2 separate regions of the Homo sapiens genome follow, and region 2 is linked to region 1. A link is a contact called in ENCODE Hi-C or POLR2A ChIA-PET data. All regions are on one chromosome and are shown on one strand. The core of a region is the stretch at or near the end of the contact, and the rest is flanking DNA. Distances in the headings are between cores, read along the strand shown.

Region 1 (5,150 bases), core at 2,527-5,026:
AGACATATAGAAGAAAGCAATAAGGATAAATATGCAAGAAAACATAACGCTATCTGAAGTCTCATTGCCACTGAGTGGCCACTGAATACCTAAAAAGTGGCTAACTCGAATTGAAATGTGCTAGAAGTGTAAAATATGCGCACGGGGGGTTTTGAAGAGGGAGTTCAAAAAAGAAGGTACAATGTTTCAAGAATCTTTTTTCATTAATAATTTTGTATAAATGATTACATGTTGAAATATTTTTGATATCTTAGGTTGAATAAAAACATTATTAAAAATAATTTTTTTTTTTTGGAGACGGAATCTCGCTCTGTCGCCCAGGCTGGAGTGCGGTGGCACAATCTCAGCTCACTGCAACCTCCGCCTCCTGGGTTCAAGTGATTCTCCTGCCTCAGCCTCCCGAGTAGCTGGGACTACAGGCCTTACCACCACACCTGCTCATTTTGGTAATTTTAGTAGAGATGGGGTTTTACCATGTTCGCCAGGCTGATCTCGAACTTCTGATCTCAAGTGATCCACCCACCTCAGCCTCCCAAAGTGCTAGGATCACAGGCGGGAGCCACTATGCCCAGCCAAAATTAATTTTACCTATTTCTTTTTACTTCTTACATGTGGCTACTAGAAAAATTCTAAATTACATACGTGACTCACATCATATTTCTATCGGACCTGGATTCCTAGTGGAACAATGAACTCAAATCTTGAAGTAGGCTTTTGTCTCTCATTTTCAGGGTAACAGATAGGGCAAAATTCACAACAAAACCAAACAAAACCAAAAAAAGGATGATATCTGTTGCACAGACTTCTTTATCCAGCTAAAGAATTGCATTTGCCATTAGTGGCAAATGACTCAATGTTGGCTTAAGGGATGTAATTGGAAGTATTGTGTGCGACTCCCAGAAGTCTCCTTAAATTGTAGGTGGCTTGCACTTCTCTCTTCCCCCCTCCTCAAATCCTGTTGCCTGAAAGATGGATACAATGGCTGATGCTCTTGCAGTCATCTCAGACAAGGAGTTTGAAGGTCACAGCATAGACATGGCAGGGCGGTAAGCCAGAAAGATTCTTGACTTACCTCCAAATTCCTTCTACTGGAGAAAGAAATAACTTTCTATCTTGTTTATGCTAGTGTTATATTGGGATTTTCCATTATACATAGTGATTGGAAACTGACCTTTGAGTTATTCTGGAAGGAGTCTATCAGCAGAGACAGCTTCTTCTGCAGTTCCTGCAAGTCCCTTGAGATACTCTGGGGCTCCTCTTTTGCCATTCTGAAGCTCACTTCAATCTCTTTAGGGATGAATTATCCTACCAGTAAATTCTCCAGTGCAGCCCGCGGTCCAATCTCTCATGTCGCTCTGTCTCTTGCTGTTACCAGAGGAAACAAAAGCCGTTAGTGGTCTTCATCCATCTGGTTCGACGAGAGCTTCTACCATCCTCATACCTTGATGGTGGGCATGCAGACGGAGGGTAACCTGGCAATATTCACAACAATTTCAGATTGCACACACTTCAATCCAGGAATTTATATTCCAGGAACATGATGGAAATAATCCAACAGGTATCTCAAAATGTACTAAAAGGCTGTGCATTGCATCCCTGTTTATAACATATAATGACTAGCAAAACATTGGAAAGTAGCTAACTGTATTTCCATTAGGAGAAAATTGGTTAAATAATGATAAATTCAGTCATTAAAATGATAGTGTGACTGTTTAGTGATGTGAAAAGATGTGTATGATACTTTTAAAAAAAGATGATAAAATGTTAATAGTATTATCTCTGACAGCTTATGTTTATTTTTTAGCTTGACAAAATGCTGAAAATATACAGAAAGCAAGAAAGCTGAACACACTATTTCAAATCTCATTGCCTTTTATTCTCCCTAGAAAGCTTTCCTTGTACAACAGTAGCCTTGACCTGTTTCTCTTCTTTATTACTGTACAGGTTGGCTCCCAATTCCATCATTCCATACATCATCATCTACTTACTTGTGGGTAAGTCTATCCCTGCTAAGGAGAACTGCACCTCGGGGGCAGACCTCACCACAGTAATTATACTCTAACTAAACTGCCTGGAATTTTGAGGGGTGTCCCAATCTCATACAATTTTTACTTATTTTTAATAAAGGCAATTGGTTAAATTAGATATATTTTTTAACCCTTGTTGAGTTTTCAAATATAAAAAAAAAATCATTCTTATTTTATATTTCCCAGAACTGGCTGGACACAGAGATATCTTTTCCATTTCTCCCTTTAAACTGACCTGACCTACAGTACAAATGCTTAAAAGATTGTGTCCACGTGGCCAAAATTAATTGAGAGATCCTCACATTTATTTATCATATAGGGGGTAATTTTATCTACTACTAAGCTGTACAGGGTCTAGTATGCAAATTAAAGCACATTTTAATCATCCCAGCTAGACATCCTCTGCTACTTCCCTTTTGTAAAACAAGAAACCCTTTGGAGGGGAAAGTTGAGGAGGGGACTAATCCCACCACCCCACATTCTCTCTTTGAAGCTGCCTCTGGCGTAGGTCTTGAACTTGGGATGTTCCCAGCACTCAGTTCCCATAATCTCATCTCTGCAGCAAGCAGAAACAAGCGGAGTTCCCCTTACAGGTCTCCTTTGGCCTGGGAGCCTCAAGTGCCACCCAGACCGGTTTGGGGAGTCCGATGAGAGAGTGCGTGGGGCGAATGCCATCGGCCACAGCCTTCAAATGCGTCTACCTGGCCACCAATTCCCAGACCCCCTGGTCACTCACTCCTCGGAGGGGCCTCCCCAGGCACGGAGCTGTCTCCCGAGAAGGGAAAGCGAGAACCCGGCGCGGCCAAGGAGTGCCCCGCCTTCTTCACGCCTGGGGGACTGGGCCAGGCCAACACCAGCTAACCCTTTCCCCTTCCAAGGCTCCAAATAAATCTCCTGGCCCTCCCACCCCCGAACCTCCAGGGGAAAACGGCTACCTCGAAAGTTCAAGCTGGGAGGAGGGGTCACATCTCTGGTTGGGGGATGGGAGCTACAGGGCGCCTCGAGCTCACACTGGCCGCCCCTCCCCATCCGGGCCCAGCCTTTCAGCGTTCAAAAGCCAGGGAGACCCAAGGAGAGGAGGAAGGGAGTGAAATGCAGGTGGAGAGGGGGTCCGCGTCCCAGAAGGCACAGAGACTGAATAATGGGAACTCAGAGGGGAGTCGAGTACTTAGTTATTAATTTGGGGGTAAAGAAGCCCCCTTTGATACTTGCAGATCTCTCTGCAGCGATGGGGAAGGGGACCTCGGTGGAGAAGAGGGGCTGGGTGGTGAGGAAGGCGCCCGTTTTCAATAATCCTAGGGAGGTTTGCCTCGACGTCTTCCCCAGGTTCCCCAGAAAGGGGCACAGTCTCGGGGTGTGGTGGTGCTAGCTACCATTTTACCTAATCTAGTGGTAGTGTGTGTGTGTATGTGTGTGTGTGTTGGGGGGTGGCGGGGTGAGTGTGCATTTAGGGGTGGGGAGGAATCGTGTCTCCTCGTGCGCTCCCAGCCCCGTCCCGGCGACTCATAAGCAGGAGACGCCCCTTACACTAACCCCGGGGCAGAAAGCTACGGGCGTGGGACCCCGATAGCGCGCTCACGCCGTCGCCCCCGCGCTCCTCCTCTGTCCCCGCCCGGCGAGAGGGGTCTAGCCACCCGGGGCACCCGGACCCCCACCCCCAAGCTCCGAGCTCTCACCTGCTCCTGACCGCCGAGCAGCCCCCACCGCGTTTGCAGGCGAAGCGAAGAGAGGCAGGAGGAGGAACAAGAGGAAGAAGGAAAGAGCGTCCCGAGAGGGAGCCAGAGCCGCCTGCCTCCGCCCCCTGGCCCGGGCACCGCCCCTCGGCTCTTCTCCTCTGGGCTCGCCCCGCCCGTGGCCGGAAGGATCCGGCAAAGGCGCGCCAAGGCCCGGCGCCCAAGGCTTTGCAAAGCGCGCTCGCTCCCACTGGCTTTCGGAGCCACTAGAACAAGCCCTGAGAGGTTGACAGCTGAGGAAACTGAGGCTCAGAGAGTGTCCCTTCCCACACGACTGGCTTGGAGTGAGAAAGCTCAGACCACCTTCAAGACAGGCAGACTGGCAGCCGAGAATGAGTTTTCCAAGGGTGTCAGGGTTTCCCCTCCTGTATGCCTAAAACCAGCTGCTCTGGAACGTCTCTGGCGCTCAAGACACACACGTGATGAAGTATCACCCTGGCTGGAAGTTTTTAACCATGACTGCTCAAATGCGAATGTCATAAGCCAGTGAGATCCTTTCAGATGGATTGGATGTCCATTTTACACATGAAAAAGTCCAGGCTGAGAGAGACAAGATAAATCAATCCAAATTCCTCGGTTTGCATGGATCCAAGTCGGAGCAGGAGCCCCTGTTTCCCCTGGCCCCAAATCTGCCCTATAGAGTAAGGTTTCTGAATAGTATGCTATTGACATTTGGGGCGGAATAATTCTGTTTCTGAGCTGTGGATTGTAGAATGTTTAGCAATATCCTAGCCTCTACCCATTAGATGCCAGTTACAAGAACCGCCCCCCCCCACCTCCAGTTGTGTCTCAAAATATTGCCAAATGTCCCCTGGAAGGCCCCATCGTCCCGAGGTGAGAACCACTGCTATAGAGCATGATGGCAACTTACTGTGTGACTAAGTAACCTCTCTGAACCATGGCTTCAACCATAAATTAGAGAGAGGGATAAGCCCAACCATTGGTCTGCTGTTGCACAGTTCTCAGCCACTTTCCAGACAGGGACCTGTGTTGACCGACCTCTCCTCTTTGCCTGTGGCCATAGCAACCTGGAAAATAAGTCTTTAGATAACAAAAAGCTGGCAGGGTGCGGTGGCTCACACCTATAATCCCAGCACTTTGGGAGGCTGAGGTGGGCAGATCACTTGAGGCCAGGAGTTCCAGACCAGCCTGGCCAACATGGTGAAACCCCATCTCTACTAAAAATATAAAAACTAGCCAGGCATGGTGGTGCGCACCTGTAATCCCAGCTACTCGGGAGGCTGAGGCAGAAGTATCGCTTGAACCTGGGAAGTAGAAGTTGCAGTGAAGACACTGCACTCCAGCCTGGGCAACAGAGTGAGACCCTGTCTCAAAAAAAAAAAAAAAAAAAAAGAAGCAATCACAGGGTTGTAGTGAGGACTGGTGCAAT
Region 2 (4,579 bases), core at 2,029-4,528, 350 kb after region 1:
GCTTTAGCCCAGGAATTCCAGACTAGCCTGGGCAATATAGCAAGATCCTGTCTCAAAAAAATAAGAATGAAAATTACACAGAGAAAAAGATAACTTTAGAGAACTTTAGTAGAAACTATCTTAATCTAGTTATCAAGGTTAATATCACCAATAATGGGACAAATCAAATTGTGTACAATCTGCAAGGGAGCAGAGTATCACTCCTGTGATATTCCTGCTAAAGATGTATATAACCTGAATCTAATCAATGAAGAAACAGACAAATCTAATTTAAGGGACATTCAACAAAATAATTGGCCCAGGATTATTCAAATGCAGTAAAGTCATGAATATCAAGGGAAGACTAAGGAACTGTTTGATGGAGACATGACAATTAAATTTAACACAATTCTAGACTGGATCTTATTGCTAAAAAGCGTTATTCAAACAACTACAGAAAATTTGGATGGCATCTGAGGAGTAGATGGTCATGATATATCCATGGTAATTTCCAATTTTGATGGTTGCATTGTGATTATGTAGGTTTATAGAGAATATATAATAAAATATCTTGAGGGTGGGTAGAAAAAGACCATTGTGTCAGCAACTACTTTCAAATGTTGGTTGAGGGGAGGTTTTGATACTATTCTTACAACTTTTCTAAAAGTTTGAGATTGTTTCAACATAACAAAATATGTGATTGTCAATCTCCTTACACTAACCACATAAACATTAAACATTTTTTTGCAAATTTGATAGGCAAAAAAACTGGAATCCCACTTTAATAAAAAAAATTTTCAGCTGGGTGCAGTGGCTCACACATGTAATCCCCAGCACTATGGGAGGCTGAGGCAGGTGAATCTCCTGATCCCAGGAGTTGGAGACCCTGTCTCTCTTTAAAAAAAAACAAACGAAAAAAAAACAAAAAAAAGCAGTGGCTCATGCCTGTAATCCCAGAACTTGCAGAGGCCAAGGTGGACAGATCGCTTAAGTCCAGGAGTTCAAGACCAGCCTGGGCAACATGGCAAAACCCCGTCTCTACAAAAAAAAGAAAAATTAGCTGGCACAGTGGCACACATCTGTAGTCCCATCTAATTGGTGGAACTGAGGTGGGAGGATCACTTCAACCTGGGAGGCAAAAGTTGCAGTGAGCCAAATCCAGCCTGGGCAACAGAGGGAGACTCCACCTCAAAAAAAAAAAAAAAAAAAAAAATCACATCCCTAATCCCTCTCTCACATATTATAACTTATTTTTATCATTTGTCTCTGCCCACTAGAATATAAGACCTACTAGGGCAGTGAACTTGATTCACTGATGTACCCCAAGCACCTAGGTCAGTGCCCCAGCACATGGCAGACAATAAAAACCAATGAATAGCTGGGTGCAGTGGCTCATGCCTGTAAGAGGCAGAGACAGGAGGATCCTTGTCACACCACTGTAGTCCAGCCTGAGTCCAGCAGAGCAGAGACCCTGTCTCAAACACAAAAACAAACAAAAAAGCCCAATGAACGACTGAAGGGATGAATGAAGTATATTTAGTTCTCAGTAAATGGTAAGGATGATAGGGATAATCAGCCTTTTTATTCCCCTATTGCAGCGGTCCCCAACCGTTGGCACCAGGGACCGGTTTCGTGTTAGATAATCTTTCCACTGACTGGGAGAAGGGCTGGGGGGATGGTTTCGGGGTGATTCAAGTGCATTACATTTATCATTAGAGTCTCATAAGCAGCATGCCACCTAGGACCCTCGTATGCAAAGTTCACAATAGGGCTCACAATAGGTTTGGCACATTCCTATGAGAATCTAATGCCTAGGTGGAGCTCAGGGGGTAACGTTCTATCGGCCACCGCTCACCTCCTGCTGCTTTGTGGCCCGGTTCCTAACAGGCCAGCTGTGGACAGTGGGTTGGGGACCCCATGGACAGGCAGGTACTAGTCTGTGCACAGGGGGTTGGGGACCCCCGCCCTACTGGAATGTAAACTGCACGAGGGCAAGGAATTGTATTTTTGTGCCCCAGGATATCGATGAACATTCCTATTATGTACAGGCAGTTTTTTTTTTGTTTTGTTTTTTGTTTTTTTTTTTTAAGAGATGGGGTCCTTGCTATATTGCCCAGGCTGGTCTTGAATTCCTGGCCTCAAATGATGCTCCCGCCTTGGCCTCCCAAACTGCTGGGATTACAGGCGTGAGCCACTGCACCCGGCCCACCATCCCAGTTTTTTTTTTTTTTTTTTTTTTTCTGAGACGTGATTTCTTTCTTGTTGTCCAGGGTGGAGTGTAATGGCGTGGTCTTGGCTCATTGCAACCTCTGGTTCCTGGGTTCTAGCGATTCTCCTGCCTCAGCCTCCCAAGTAGGTGGGATTACAGTCACCCACTACCACGCCTGGCTAATTTTGTGTGTGTGTTTTTGGTAGAGACGGGGATTTCTCCATGTTGACAAGGCTGGTCTCGAACTCCTGACCTCGTGATCCGCCCGCCTCGGCCTCCCAAAGTGCTGGAATTACAGGCATGAGCCACCGCACTCGGCCGACTCACTATCCCAGTGACAGCCAATGACAGCCTTGTTGCAGGAAGGTGGTATTACACTCATTCCCATTTTAATGATCAGGGATCAGGTTCGGAGAGGCCAGGGCGGAGAGCCCGCCCGAATCCAGTGCCCCCGACGGCGGTTGGGCGAGGGTCCGGGAGCTCCAAACCGCCTAGGGCCGCCTGCTCGGGATCCCCGTTGCTCACCTTGGCCTCGGGCTGACTCTCCTCGAGATCCCAACCGGCTTTCATCGCCTCAGCTGCCCCGACCAGCTTATTTGGGGCCTGCCTGCTTTCCCTGACCTTCCTGGGGTGTCTCTCGGTCCCTTCCCTCTCTGGCTCCATGGCTGTGGAGAAAGATGAGGTAGAGCTGGGGAAACTCCAGCGCCCCTATTCCCCCGCGTGCCGCCTCCTAGCGGGAGAGCTACACGGGCTTGACAGCTTTCAACCTCCCTCGGATCCGCTTCTCAATTCAGTTTACCGAACTATCCCCGTTCCCCTAAAAAAGCGAAGGTGCCAACGATCTCCCCGTTCCGCGGACTGGACACCCGCGCCGCTCTAACCCAAACGGCTTTACCGTCCGCATCGGTTACCGGATTCTCAACGGTTCCCCAACGGCTACAACGGGCGTCTGCCTGGCAAAGAAGGAAGGTGCTGCCGAGCGGCTTCGCCGCCTAAAACCACTCCCCACGCCCCCTAGCCCGGGAAACGCAGAAGAGAAGACGGGCGGGGAGCAGAGGTTCTCCCCTCCTTAGCCACAGCTGCCAACAACAACCGCCCCTCAGCCTCGCGGGCTTTTTGAACGGACCGGAAGTAGAAGTCGAGCGACTTCCGGCAGCTGGACTTGGAAAAGCAAGGAGTGTCGGGAATGGCGACCAAGCGGCTCGCGCGGTACTCGAGGGAGTTCCGGGTCGGGGGCGGGTAGCTCCGGGTCCAGCGCTGGCGTTGGCCGCAGAGCAGGGCACGGCAGGTGGCATCTGCGGTGAGGGCCTCTATTCCCCGCAGCCCCGGCGTCTGCGACCTGCCCTCTCTGGCACGGTTGGAAAGGCGCCTCCCTGGACCTCGGTCTTCAGCCTTGGGCCACCTTCTACCCGAGGGTGACAGGAGCCCGAGGCGGACGAACCCTGGGGCCTTGACTGTGTGGCCTTGAGCCAGTGCCTGCCTATTTTAGGCCTTGGGAAACGACTGGACGTGACAGTGCCCTGCAGACTGGTTGGAGGTCTCAGGCAGGCCACACACTGAATCTGTCAAGGTGTTCAACCTGTTCGAAATGCTCGTTCCTCGGTGCTGTAAAGAAATAGAACTTAAACTTAAATTTAATTTATTTAGTAAGGCCATTTTTACTTCCTGCAGAAAGGGTACACTCGCCAGCAGTTTTGCCAGGAGAGTACACTGAACAAAGGAGACAGGGTCATTTATAACGTGGCGCGTCCACCCTACTGCTGTGTCCGGTTTCCTTTGGCTGGAACGGGACCTCACATTCTGTATTTGTCCCGACTGACTAGCAACATAGAACTTTTTAAAAGAGGCAAAGGCAGAGGAGAACAAAGGAAGAAGGAAGTAACTTGTGGAATGCTGAGAAAGGTAAAAACACTTTTAAGTAAGGAAGAGGAACAGGCTATGACCTAATGTTTGATTGGACCAGTATAAGCATGCCAGGGCAAATATTTAGGCTAAATTGTGGGAGCTAAGAACATAAAGTACATTGATTTCTTTATTATATCTAGCAGATATTTAAGAATGTTAGCACAGGTCTTTGAATAAATTTTGCTCTAAGAGAAGTTACTATTTATTCCTAATTAGACGGGGAAGGAAGTCTTTGAAGAGGAACCTCTACTTTTTACAAACCCATTTTCTAGTGATCTTTTTTTTTTTTTTTGAGACGGAGTTTTGTTGCCTAGGCTAGAGTGCAGTGGTGCGATCTCGGCTTACCATAACCTCTGCCTCCCGGGTTCAAGTCATTCTCCTGCCTCAGCCTCCCAAGTAGCTGGGATTACAGGCATGCACCACCACACCCAGCTAATTTTGTATTTTTAGTAGAAATGGGGTTTCTCTATGTTGGTCAGACTGTTC

The links. Hi-C counts contacts between places; a loop is a spot of excess contacts on that map. ChIA-PET counts read pairs that join two places held with the same protein, here RNA polymerase II (POLR2A). Pooled maps may share reads with other maps.
Region 2: a loop to region 1 is called in a map of endothelial cell of umbilical vein, with 12 times the contacts of the local background. The contact joins the promoter of REXO5 here to the promoter of LDAF1 in region 1. A Hi-C loop is called at or near these places in 5 of 168 maps with a recorded cell type or tissue (IMR-90, MCF 10A, PC-9 and 2 more) and 12 of 50 pooled maps. POLR2A ChIA-PET finds 5 or more read pairs at or near these places in 6 of 52 experiments (AG04449, HepG2, WTC11 and 2 more).

Annotation. Positions count from the first base shown.
Region 1 is chr16:21,157,300-21,162,449 of GRCh38, reverse strand. LDAF1 (lipid droplet assembly factor 1) reads right to left here and starts at 3,776. Exons shown (of 5, transcript NM_001301771.2): 1 at 3,704-3,776; 2 at 1,172-1,365. The coding sequence starts at 1,267. It also overlaps a transcript of DNAH3 not described here. RefSeq lists enhancers at 2,495-2,644, 2,779-3,279 and silencers at 3,537-3,716, 3,767-3,896.
Region 2 is chr16:20,805,226-20,809,804 of GRCh38, reverse strand. It overlaps REXO5 (RNA exonuclease 5), which reads right to left and starts at 3,278. Exons shown (of 20, transcript NM_030941.3): 1 at 3,100-3,278; 2 at 2,714-2,853. The coding sequence starts at 2,851. ERI2 (ERI1 exoribonuclease family member 2) reads left to right here and starts at 3,333. Exons shown (of 9, transcript NM_001142725.2): 1 at 3,333-3,397. The coding sequence starts at 3,375. RefSeq lists enhancers at 2,474-2,613, 3,334-3,443, 3,192-4,137.